Linked DNA regions of Homo sapiens: region 1 is linked to region 2. A link is a loop called in an ENCODE intact Hi-C map of the cell type or tissue named here. Cell type or tissue: gastrocnemius medialis. All regions are shown on one strand.

Region 1 (2,500 bases), 180 kb after region 2:
TGGCCAATTATTATTATTATTATTATTATTATTATTATTATTATTATTATTATTTTAGTAGAGATAGGGTTTCTCCATGTTAGCCAGGCTGGTCTCAAACTCCTGACCTCAGGTGATTCACCCACGTCGGCCTCCCAAAGTGCTGGGATTACAAGTATGAGCCACGGTGTCCGGCCCAATTTTTTTTAATATATAAATAAATGACTGAATACAGACAAACCAAGATAACCCTAGTGGTTTCCTGCTCTCTTTTTTGTTAGCATGATCAGTCATAGAATTCATGTAGCTTGACTTCAAAAGTTTTTCTGGTTTAGTCCATCCTCTGGAATAATAACTAATAGTTTCTATCCTATTTTCTAAGATACATGCATTTTAAAGCTAATGGGATATTTGATCACAATGTCCTGCTGGGGTGTTAAATCAAAGAAACCAAAGCTTTCTTTCATTTTATTTTGTCTATGGCATCTTTCCTGCATTCTCCAAATGTTCTCTGGTTAATCACTTGATCCACACCAAATAAGTCAAATGAACTCACCTGATGAAATGCAAAAGAAAGCCTGTAAGAACTTTAAGTTTGCAAATACAATTAGACTCTCTTTAATTCAAATAGTCGGATAATGCGATTCCCTAAGATTGTCATTCAGAATACCAACTCTCATTGTACTGAGGGGAGAGAAGATGCATAGAAACTCCAGGTGACAAAATATTTAAAAACACAGAATATTTTTTTCAAATGTATTCTTCTAATTTAAAGATGACACATCTTATAAGGGGGGATGAGAGCAATAAAACCGCTCCCAGTTATTACAGTGAACCTGCCAGAAGACCAGTCTTTGATGCCTATCAGCAGTCTCTGTCTATAGAAGCTGTTCCAGCTTTCATCCAGCCTTCTGGGTCCACTTCTCCACTCTCATTCCTCACATGTTGACCCTTGGGGATCTCCTACTGGAAAGTGCTCTTTCCTGCCATCACCCTCCTAGGCCCCTACCAGGGACCCAGCCCCAATGGGGCTTAATAGGCACCTTGGCATGGTAGTCTGGTGCCCTAGACTTTTTTTCTTTTAATTGAGGCAGAGTCTCACTACGTTGCCCAGGTTGGTCTCGAACCCCTGGGCTCAAGCATTCTTCCTGCCTCAGCCTCCTGAGTAGCTGGAACTACAAGCCACGTGCCACCTCGCCCAGCCAGTTACCCTAGACTTTTTGACGAAAAGAAAAAGTTTTCCAGGTTAAGAAAATGAACCATAGAAAATTACAATTGTAGCACCAAAAAGGAAACTGGCTGACAGACCAGCAGCTCAGAGATCAGTGACTTAGACAATGCTGCCACCTATCGACCAAAAATGGAAGTACGGCTGGTCTTAACAAATTTAGAGCGACTTAATGGAAAATTTCATATGGATTTGGAATAGGTAGTCACTGAATTGTTATTACCATCATTACTGGTGCTTCAACAATAAGGTTTTTCTAGTCCTAACACAATCACAACTAAATCCTATGAGCAGGGGGTGCGGCAGAAACTGAGGATGTAGAGTAGGAAAGTAGAGTCATGAATGTGAAGGAGTAAGTACTCTAGTACTTTTCCTTAATTCTGTGAATGTGGAGTAGGAAATCAGTTCAAATCCTGAAAGAGGGAATAGAGGGAATAAAGGCTAAGAAAAGCGCCCTTATTAGAAAAACAGATGGAGTAAGAGGAAGATAACAGCACCAGGAGACTGAGCACCTCCCATACACCACACACTGACTCAACAAGGTACATTCACATAAGGAATCTAATTTAATCCCCACTAAAACCCTGCCAGACTAGCATTTTCGTCTCCATTATTGGGTCCCTATTATTAGAGTGTAGCCAAAAAAAGGTACAGATTTGCATAAGCTCACAGCTCAGACCCAGCAGGGCTGGTTTGAACTCAGGTCTGTCTGCCCTGTCACAAAAGCCCATTCTCATTTTAACAGACCAAAACCACCTATTCTCACTTTTCAAATTTTTTAAGGCAAATATTGAGTACATAAGATTGTTCGGATTACAATCTCCTGCTGGGGTGTTAAATAAAGGAAACCAAAGCTTTAGGGGATGCCTATGCCGGGAGATTTGGTGCCACAGATTCTCTTTAACCCGTAGGGGCTCTTTTTTTTCCTTTCTCCTTCCTGCCCCATTTTTCTCTCCCCTCTAAAATCCTCTGTCTAACTATAGATACAGTACAGTAGCAACAGCCACTATCTACATATGGCCATTGGTACTTGAAATTAGGCTAGTCCAAATTGATATGCACTGTACATGTAAAATGCACACTGGATTTCTGGGACTTCATATAAAAATTTTAAAATCCCATTAATTATTTTTATATTGATTACACAGTGACATGACACTATTTTGGCTATATCCAGTTAAATAAAGTATGTCATTAAAATTAATTTCATCTGTTTTATTTTTTAACAGGACTACTAGAAAATTTTAAATTACATGTCTGGATGGCACTGTATTTCAACTGGATAGCGCCGGT
Region 2 (2,500 bases):
CAGTCCCCAGCCATCTTCTCTGCTCTATCTCCCCAGATGATCTCACCCCAGTGTCACAGCCTTACACAGGCAGAGGCTGACAGCTCTCAGATGCACATGGCTTCTCCCATGAAGTCCAGACTCATATGAGCAGTTGCTTCCTGGGCAGCCACTCTTGGATATCTACTACCCATTTCCTATTTTAATGTCCAAAGACAAGATCCCGATTCCTACCCACCCGCTGTCAGAACTTGCTCCTCATGGAGTTTTCCCCATCTCGGTGAATAAGAACTTCATTTTTCCCATTGTTCAGGAAAACAAAACTTAAAAAAAAAAAAACCCAGAGAGTCATCTATAACTCCTTTCTTTCTTTCTCATTCTATATTCAATCCATCAGCAAATCACAGTGGCTTTATCTAGAAATATATCCAGAATGTGATCGCTTTTTACCACCCCCTTCACTGCCACCCTGGGCCACCGTCATCTTTCATCTTCCCCACTTGCCCCAGACACGCGCCTGCCACACTCATTCAAAACATTTTCCAAAATGGCTCTAGCTGACACTGTGAGCTCTCCTGGATTCCTGGCTCTGCCATCTGTGTCTCAGCTGAGATGGAGGACCAATAACATGGGAGCACTGGAGGTTGACCGTGGAAGAGGGCTGAACACACACATCCCCTGGGGTTGAAGGGCGGTTACCTGGGTTAAAGAGTACAATGGCTCGCAGGCATCCCAGTTCCGACTTGTCCATCTGCATGTCTTTCATTTTGGAAACCAGCTCAGTTAGGACTCTGTTAACAGGAAACAAGCAGGTAATGAGAAAACCGTAAGTAACAGGCCAAGAGCCAATAAAATGAATTCAACCAAAATTTTTATAAGCCCACTCTGTTTCCAGATGATGTACCAGTTACTAGGGGTACAGAAATGAAAAAGATGCAACCCCTCATTGCAAGGAGATTACAGTTTAACTAAAGAAACAGACATTAAAAACTAGCAGCAGCACGATGCCCAGGAATATAACTGCCATGAGCAAAGTCCAAGTGGGTTCCAAAGAGGAAGCAATGAACTCCAAGCAGGGAAATGGAAAGGCATCATGGAAGTCTTGGAAATTAGAAACGCAACAGGCACAGCAAGGTAAGGGGATTGCATGTCTAGAAAAACACAGCAGAGGGCAGCATTCAATGAACTGGTAGAAAGGTCCGGTTACCACGAAGGGGGATGAGTCATTCCAAACACCATGTTGGGCTCTACATGGAACATGTGGGAAAGGGCAGGGAAGTAATAGATACAGCTCAGTGGATGTGCACATGACCAAAGAAGACCATTTACGATGGAGGTAGAAAGGGACAACGGGGCCCTGGCATTGGACAGAGAGATTAATTTCAACTTAATTCTCCTCTTTACCAGTTCTCCATCCTCTCACTCTCAAGTCATTAACTACTCATTTTATTCAACTCCTTATCAGATGGCTTAATTTTCCTTTAGTATCATTTAAGGCACAGAATTTCTGTCAGGGTATCCCTGCCTGACGAAGATGGGTTTGCTCCTGCTGCAGGCCTCCTTCTGAGATCATCCAGAGCCCAGCATAAACAGTCCATCTTGCCTGGCCTCTTGAGGACAGATCCTGATCCCTTTCCCATCCTTGGCCCCCAGGATAAACAGTTCACCCTCTCCACCCACAACTTACTAGCTGATGTCAAGATCTAATCTCTCCTTAGGAAATCCATTGGGAGAATAGGTTCTCCCAACTGCCTGGCAACTGTGCTGGCCTCTGAGTGGCTCCATCTTATTGTGATCTCAATCTTTCTTTTAATCTCTCCCTCATTCCCCAGGTTTATAGTTTCATGTGCCTAGTGGTCTCTGCATGGTCATGTGTAGCTAACTGTTTGGGCTGCCCATCCTCCATCCCAGCACTACCCAGAGGTTCATGCCCACGTGAGAATTCATGTATGTACACATGTGTATACACACACACACACACACACACACACACATAATACACACAAATACTGGAAGCAGGAGAGAGACACCTGTCAAAGATGGAGCCGACCCCAGCACTGTGGGCACTGCTCCGGTGGACATGTAAACCCGTGGCCAGAAGGATGCCATCCTGCACGGAAACTGAGCGGTGGGAGAAAGAGGCAATCAGCAATTCATTCCACCCTGCAAGGATAAGGAGGAGGTCTTGAGGGAAAACAGAACACATTCTTTCTTTACTTATAATCACCCAAGGCATGTACTATTATCCCACATAACACAAGCAGAATTGACAATCTAGGGAGGTTAAGAATTAGTTCAAGATGACACAGTTCATTAGCGAAGAAACAAAGGATAAGACTGGGGTCTCCTGACTTATGGCTCTGCACATCCCCCCACTCTCTCTCAGATGCAACCCAGAATGACAGCTTGAAGACAAGGATTCTTTTTTTTTTTAATCAGTCAACAAATGTGGGTTGAACATTTAGCGGATAATAGTCACTATGTTAGCTGCCATGGTGGATAAAGCTAATATACCTTGCAG

The links. Peaks named below come from ENCODE experiments on the same cell type or tissue, not always from the same donor. Only the 100,000 strongest peaks of a DNase experiment are listed, where the experiment ranks them.
Region 1: it touches region 2 in a loop (4-fold over the local background); 110 of 110 quality-filtered maps call a loop at or near these places.

The regions. Positions count from the first base shown.
Region 1 is chr1:165,591,806-165,594,305 of GRCh38, forward strand. No RefSeq gene overlaps it. Among named protein-coding and RNA genes, the nearest start is that of LRRC52-AS1, 11 kb to the left of the region's middle. In gastrocnemius medialis, CTCF peaks have their summits at 1,331 (motif pointing left) and 1,533; a DNase peak (open chromatin) is centred at 1,331.
Region 2 is chr1:165,407,549-165,410,048 of GRCh38, forward strand. RXRG (retinoid X receptor gamma) reads right to left here. Exons shown (of 10, transcript NM_006917.5): 7 at 2,010-2,142; 8 at 679-770. Among named protein-coding and RNA genes, the nearest start is that of RXRG, 36 kb to the right of the region's middle. In gastrocnemius medialis, a CTCF peak has its summit at 1,144 (motif pointing right); a DNase peak (open chromatin) is centred at 1,213; H3K27ac peaks cover 567 bases.